2 separate regions of the Homo sapiens genome follow, and region 1 is linked to region 2. Evidence: read pairs that join two places in POLR2A ChIA-PET (ENCODE). Cell type or tissue: OCI-LY7. All regions are shown on one strand.

Region 1 (4,000 bases), 54 kb before region 2:
GGCTGAGGCAGGAGAATCTCTTGAACCTGGGAGGCGGAGATTGCAGTGAGACGAGATTGTGCCACTGCACTGCAACTCCAGTCTGCGTGACAGAGCCTGACTCCGTCCCCCCCCCCCCCCCCAAAAAAATAAAAGGTGCGTTAGGGGACATCTCTTCCATTGGCCATGTCAAAATTAACTGAGATAGGAGTAGATGGAGTCAAGAGACAAAACTGGCTTCCCAGATGTTTGATCTAAGTGCCCCACCCTCCACCCTGCCCTTTCATGATGCAACCATCAGGAAACCTGGTATTGATCTGCAAAATGTGCAAAACATTGAATTCATTTTAAATATACCCACTATTCCTCCATTTCAAAAAAGTTTCCTGTATTTTCTTTTCTTAAAAACACCCCTAACTTGAAAATTTGCTTCATCCCTTTGTCCCCTTCCACCCCACCGTCTTCCTCATTTGGGGATGCTCATGGTAGAGGGTGTATTCCAATCCAACTCTGAAAGATGCAAAAAGCATCAGCCAGACCATGTAAAGGGAAAGGTCCCAGCCAAAATGGCTGGGGGGAATCTCAGAAGGATCTTCCAAATAGAGGTAGCCTTCTGGGCCATTAAATCCTTTTGCTTTGGATTAATCCCACAGTGTATATCAGATCACTAGAATTCAGATGAAAACACTGCTGTAGTACTCAGTCTCCTCGCCAAATGATTCCAAAATATATAGGTTATAAATACAGAAAAAATAACTGAATTCGATATTTCTTAAGTGAAATAATCTGTTCCTTGTGAATATTCTCTGTAATAGTCTAATAGTATTTTGTGCTCCTGGGGGCTGAGTGTGTTTTTAGCAACAATGCATTGGTTGTAAAATATGCATCCCTAACTATCTGGACAGACAAGAAAGAGGGCTCTAGTAAAAAGACTGAAGTTTTTTTTTTTAAATGCAGATCGTATGAATCACATAAATGGTGGTGTCTAAAAATTATCAACAAGCTCTGGGTTTGTTTTTATTTCTTTACATTATAGGTCCTCTTTCTCACTCCACATTTTTGATATTACTAGATCAGTAATTCAAGAGACAGCCAAGCAGGTGTTCACATCTCTCCTGACCCCCAGAATTCCTTAAATGACCCCTTGAGGCAGTGGAGTAAAAACATTCTCAGCATGTCAGAATATTGAGATATCTCAGTTGTCTTAATTTTTTTTTCTTTTTGCCTTAATCTTTACAGGCTTTTTGTGTGTCCTTTTTTCTCTCTGCTTAAGCCAAGAGGAATCTTGCTTCAGTCTTGGCCATGAAGATTGAGGGACAGGAGGACAGGGTCTGCAGATTGTACTTACAGTTAATACAGTTCTAACTGCTCAGCTGTGCCAGCTGACTTTTCTAATTGGTCTTTAAAAGATGAATCTTTGTTTTTTTTTTTTTTTTTCCTGAGAAGTTTCACTTTTGTTGCCCAGGCAGGAGTGCAATGGCGCAATCTCGGCTCACTACAACCTCCGCCTCCTGGGTTCAAGCGATGCTCCTCAGGCCTCAGCCTCCTGAGTAGCTGGGATTACAGGCGTGTGCCACCATGCCTGACTAATTTTTTTTTGTATTTTTAGTAGAGACAGGTTTCGCCATGTTGGCCAGGCTGGTCTCGAACTCCTGACCTCAGGTTATCCGCCTGCCTTGGCCTCCCAAATAAAAGATGACTCTTAAATGAGTAGATGGAAAAAAAAGGAAGATGGGGCTTGGAATTCTCATATGGTAGTTAAGGGCATAACATAATATTGCTCTTGAAAAAATATAACATTTATATTTTTAAATATGGGCCTTTGACTATAACCTTTTATTCAATTAAATTCAATCAATATTTATTAGGATGTACCAGGGTACTATGGGGGGTGATAAGGGGATGAATAAAATCAGCTTCTTTCTCTCTAGTTAGAGGAGATCAAACATGTTCAAGTTAGCCATACTTGGCAAGATTATATGGCCTCTTTCATACTGAAAAATACACTCACATTGTTAGATAGTATTCTTAGAAATTTCTATGGATACCCCTCCAAAATGAAAGATCTCTCATACAGGCAGTTGATTTAGGATTTAGGCAGTTGCATGAAGTATTTTACTATTGGTTTGTCGTCAACTCTGCAGAAAATTATCTAATTTCTAGGAATACTTGAAACATATTTAGCACCTCATTTTACAAACTTTATTTTATTGTCATACAATGGTGTGTAAATGTGTCCTGTGTTAAAGATGGTTGTATCGGTTATCTATTGTTGTGTAACAGATTACCCCAGATTTGGTGTCTTGTTAAAACAACACTTACTATCCACAGTTTCTGTGGGTGGCAAGTCTGAGTAAGGCTTAGCTGGGTGCCTCTTGCTAAGGGACTCTCAAAGCTCCAGTCAAGGTGTCCTCCCCAGCTGTGGCCATCTGAAAGCTCTGTAGAGGGAGGATCTATTAATACTTCAGACCCACTCACTTGCCTGTTGACAGGTCTCAGATCTCTCAGGCTGTTGGACTGAGGCCCTCAGTTCCTCTCAGGCAGTGGGTCTGGGTCTCCCTGGCTTCCTTGCTGGGCCACATGGGCCTCTCCATAGGGCAACTCAAACATGGCAACGGACTCCCCTCAGAGTGTAAGGTGTAGGAATGAGACACAAGCCATAGTCCTTTTATAACCTGATGCTGGAAGTGACATCCCATCACTTTTGCCTAATTCTGTTTGTTAGAAGTGAGGCATTATTGTCTAGCCCACACCCAAGAGCAGGAGATTATTAGGAGGTTGCATATAATCTCAGGGGACCATCTTCGAGGCCACCTATTACAGCTGGCAACAGAGCCAATCACTTCAGTGTACAGCTCATCTGATGAGGGTTGAAAGGTATTCTTCTTACTCTGTTTTACTTTTTTCCTTTTTTCCCTTTTATTAGTTGTTTATCTATTTATTTATTTTTGAGACAGAGTCTCACTCTGTCACCTGGGTCGGAGTGCAGTAGTGTGACCACGGCTCACTGCAGCCTCGACCTCCCTGGCTCAAGCGATCCTCCCACCTCAGCCTTCCAAATAGCTGGGACCACAGGCGTGCACCACTGTGCCCGGCTAATTTTTTGATACAGTCTCCTTGGATGGTTCCTCCCAAATATCTCCCCGCTCTTCAGGGCATATAACTATAGATGACATACACAGTAGACTGCAGATTGCCTAATCTTTTGAAGATTTGTTAGTCTTACAGCATGTCAACAAGCCATATCGGGTCTTTTTTACATCTAATGTCTTGATCATTGCATTTGGAGAGTTTTGCTGGAAAGGGCATTGTGTCTGGTTAGATGAGAAATCGGCAGAGAGAAATGAGGAAGGAGGATCCTGTAGCTGATATAAACAGGCTCCTTAATGCATAAGAAAATAGGCATGTTTGGGCCGGGCATGGTGGCTCACGCCTGTAATCCCAGCACTTTGGGAGGCCAAGGCGGGTGGATCACCTGAGGTCAGGAGTTCAAGACTAGCCTGGCCAACATGATGAAACCCTGTCTGTATTAAAAATACAAAAATTAGCTGGGCGTGGTGGCACATGCTTGTAGTCCCAGCTACTTGGGAGGCTGAGGCAGGAGAATCGCTTGAACCCGGGAGGTGGAGGTTGCAGTGAGCCGAGATCATGCCACTGCACTCCAGCCTGGGTGACAGAGTGAGACTCCGTCTCAAAAAAAGAAAATAGGTATGTTTCATGCACAGTGGTTGAGGAGAGGCTTTAAATCATGTTGGCATACGGCCATGGAAAGAAGACCTAAAAATCCACATGAGAGGGATTCTTGTCCCAGGTGTGTTTCTCATGAGTGTATCTACAAGAGGTGAGCATCTCCTGGCCCTCCTTCCATGTTGTGTATACGTCAGGAGAGCAGCTGGTCTGCCATCTTTTAAATTCTGTGCAAGTTAACTGTTTTGTGAGAAGACTCATTGATCTTTCTTTCTGGAAGTGTGCAGTTTGGTCTTCAGCAAAGTGCTCACAACATACATATGTAGGCATTAGA
Region 2 (4,000 bases):
GGACAGACTTGTACTTTCTGTGCAGAACATGTTTCTATATCCAGAATTCTATCTCCAGCTCTCAGACTATGATGAGGAAAGACAACCCAACACTAAGAGAGCTCCTGATCATTCCCTCCTCTACCTATGAGAACCATCCACAATGAGCCTCTGAGGGCCTATATTTGTATCAAGGCTTCCAGTTGAAGAGACATACCCAGTGCCCTTTAGAATGTTCTGGGTCTATGCTGTTTGTATGTGGCGGGGGAGGGGAAAAAGGGTGGTGACGTTCTTTTCCAGTCTCTGCTCTTACAGGGGAATAGAGGAACCTCATTAGAAAACTAGCAAAGTGATGGGCTGAGACCCTCTGTGAAAGGGTTAACCCAAAAGGTTTTGTAGCCAATGAGCATTTATCCTGATGATGTCACAATGCTGATATCAGGGGCTCCAGGGCTCTGGGGAGTTCATTATGAAATCACTCAGAACTGGAAACATTCATTCCACTATTTGTGGCTTTTTTGATAAACAAGGATAAATTGAAGTTTTAATAGACTGGGGCTACATTTGTTGCTCCAGGTTCCTGAAGATCATTATTTTTAGTCATACTTAAATTCACACACACATGCATACACACACACACACACACCAGATGCCAGTGTAAAAAATGGGAGGGGGGAAGCTTTTAATCTTTATTATTGATTTTCTGTGTGTACAATTTTATCTAAAGAGTATGGTTTACCAGCCATTGTGGAGCTAGGCTTTAATGCCAATAAAAAGCTTTGCTTGATCCTTAGAAAATAAAATGAGATATTCAGGCAGCTAGTTTATTTTATTTCTTTTCTTTTCCACATCAAGACAGTATTTCAAATAATTAGGTTGATTTATTATTACAAATAGTTTGAAGATGTAAGATGCTTTTACAGTGCAGTGCGGGTTTATTGTATCTGGCCTTATCCAATTATAAAATCGAGTTTAGTCATGTAATGATTCTCTAACTAAAATATCAATCACAGTGAATGGACTTTTGCGATGTATATACTGTGAGGCTATTTTGAGCTTCTCTCTTTAAGGCACCCGCACATCTGAATATGCTTACTTGGCTTTACTCTTTAACATATAAGAACACATGAAACTTTGGCTAAATTTAGCCTCTGGAGTCCAATGCACATGCTTGGTGACAGCAAAGGGAGAGGTTTTGACAACAAGCAGGATATGATACACCAGAGTAATTATTTCCGCAAGACAATGAGCATTCTACATTATTTGTACAAATAACGCAAAGTGATTATTTGGCTGTGCCATTGTAATGAGACAATGAAGATCATATTTAATTTTAAAACAATATCTTCTAGGGTCTTTTTTGTTCTGAGTATTCTGGACTACTAAAACAAACTTGATTTGCTGCTATGGTTAACAATCACATTTTAAGTGGGGGACAGAGAGAAAGAGAGAGAGGAGAACAAATCTTTCCCCCTCTTCCCATTAACTCTAGCATTCCAGAAATCATGATAAGGGTATGTGGGACAGGAATGTTGAAATAAGTCACTTATTTCACTATTTTTCCATATTGTTCACATAACCATTTATTTATAATAATTTGAGTAATCTCAGAGTTCCTCCTAAAGGCTTTTTTTGGCCTGGATAAAAAGTACAGCTTTAAGATATTTCTCCTAAAATAAATTTGAGACGGTCTCATTTATAGTCAGCAGTGCCTTGATTACTTGCAGACACACTGGAAATTTACATGCGCTTTTCTCCTTTATAAAACACTGATCTGTTCATATCATTAGTTCCCTCATGACTAGTGCTTGGCTGCTTGCCAAGCGGTCTAAATCTGTAGTTGTAAATCGTGAGTTGAAATAGCAGAAAGTGGATTTGTAACTTAAAAAGTGTAAACAGTTTGGAAAATGAAGTAATTTTGGAGTATGATTGATTGCCTTGTGATTGTACTTTAAATTAGCCTGGGGTCTCGGGGGCAGATATGTGCTCTAACTGCTTATTACACATTTTCAGTTTTCGAAGGAATAATAGCATTGTTGGTAGGCTTTTAAACAATGTATGCATCTCCTGGAGTGACCTTTTAGGAAATGAATAGTTTTATTGTGTGTCCATTACTTTGCCTGAAACAACATTTTTGAGTTATTAATTTGACTTGTTCTATAAATAAAGAATTCAAAATGCAAAGCAGCTGTGCAACCCAGAGCATAGTATATCATGCTTCAGAACCACTGTTTGAGATGGATAATCCATAGAACAAATGGTTTCTTGGGTGATACATTAATAATGTTTCTGGAGCCTCTGGTTACCAAAGATTAGCCCCTCAATATTGCAGAAGCCAAAAATTATTATTAAGGAGGACAATCGATTAGTTGGCCTTCCAACACACTGGAAGTAGAGGTCTGCGTTTTTTAAAAGGATCCCAGTTCACTTAACAGCATAAATAGAAAGTGGGAGTAGCTCAGTGGGTAATGTCTGCACAAAGTGTAGCAGTTGTGACAGAGGAGAAAGACTTGGAGTTAGAAAGCCTGAGGCCAGATGTCTTTTTCTCTCATTTACCAGCTGAGTCATCCTAGACAAGTCACTGAGTCTCCGATCCTCTTTTTTTTTTGGCTACCAGTAAACTGGGTATAAGAATTCCAACCCTGCAAAATTGTTGTGAGATTGAAATTATTTAAAAGATTTGAAAAGGGTTTTATAAGTATTAAATGGTCTATATTGCATGAGTACCATCATTATTATTAGAACTATTGTCATTGCATTACTCTTACACTGTCTTTGGTGACTTTGCCTGTCTATTAATATTGAGAATAGCTGATGGATGTAAATTCTGAGCAATAGTCTTATTCACTCTTTGCTTTCATAGGGAGCGATCTAGAAATAATTTTTGTATATTAATAATAGAATTCTAGTTTTTGAGTATGGAAACAATTTTCCAATTATAGCTATTTCTTTGTATTTATTACTTCTTCCTTGTCTAATTCAGCATTTTGGGGGGAATCACATTTTGTTTCCATGTTTAGAGAGGAAGAATCTCAGTTCCTTAAGCATTTATTAGAGCTTTTAATACATGTCAGACAGGGCCTGGGTTAAGCACTAGGAATACAGTGGTGGAAGGAATGTAGTCTTTGCCTTTATAAATGTCCATGCCTTCAGGCATACTTTGCCAATAGAATGCTCTTCAATGATGGAAATATTTTGTATCTCTGTTCTGTGTCCAGTAAGGTACCACTGGCTACACATGGCTGTTGACCACTTGAAATGTGGCTAATATGACTGAGAAACTGAATTTTTAGTGTATAAAATTTATTTTGTTCTAATTAATTTAACTTTATATTGCCGCATGCAGCTATAATGGCAAAAACTGCAGTTACTTTTGCAACTACATAACAGAAGCTATTCTATTGGATAATCCAGCTCCAGAGTAAATGGCTTTAATTGCCAGTTTGGAAGGTAAAGTGGGGTATTTCATAGACACGTGGAAGCCTAAATAACTGTGTATATTTGCTCCCTAATGAAGCACAATGCCAAGGCTCAGGAAATTGGTGTTTGGATAGTACCAATGGAAAAAAGCAGATGGATTGCTTTTTAGAGTGTATGCTGTTGAAACATCGAAGTGGTACATACTGATGGGGAAAATGAATAAAATTCTCAAACAGTGCCTAACCTTGGTGAGCGGGCAAAGATGGTGGTGCCGCTGAAACTCTGCCAGCGGGAGAATGTTCATTGAGTCAGTGGAAGGTGGTTTGGAGCATCAACACCCAATAGACATATTTGCAAGATTTACAAATGTTGAACTACAGAATAAGTGACTCTCTGCCACACAGGATCTTAAATTACGTAGCACTTCACAGTTCCATTTTGAGTTATCCAAATTCATTTGTGTTTGTGGGAGAGAAACTTTCTTTCTTTTTTTTTTTTTTATTATACTTTAAGTTCTAGGGTACATGTGCACAATGTGCAGGTTTGTTACATATGTATACATGTGCCATGTTGGTGTGCTGCACCCATTAACTCATCATTT

Evidence for each region. Peaks named below come from ENCODE experiments on the same cell type or tissue, not always from the same donor. Only the 100,000 strongest peaks of a DNase experiment are listed, where the experiment ranks them.
Region 1: POLR2A ChIA-PET joins it to region 2 with 6 read pairs; 9 of 35 experiments call an interaction of 5 or more read pairs at or near these places.

What each region holds. Positions count from the first base shown.
Region 1 is chr10:61,918,931-61,922,930 of GRCh38, forward strand. All of the region lies in intron 2 of ARID5B (AT-rich interaction domain 5B), which reads left to right. Among named protein-coding and RNA genes, the nearest start is that of ARID5B, 19 kb to the left of the region's middle. RefSeq lists an enhancer at 2,346-2,525. In OCI-LY7, no CTCF peak of the experiment used is centred here; no DNase peak of the experiment used is centred here.
Region 2 is chr10:61,972,974-61,976,973 of GRCh38, forward strand. All of the region lies in intron 3 of ARID5B (AT-rich interaction domain 5B), which reads left to right. Among named protein-coding and RNA genes, the nearest start is that of ARID5B, 73 kb to the left of the region's middle. In OCI-LY7, no CTCF peak of the experiment used is centred here; DNase peaks (open chromatin) are centred at 216, 1,118, 1,788 and 2,518; H3K4me3 peaks cover 2,796 bases; H3K27ac peaks cover 4,000 bases.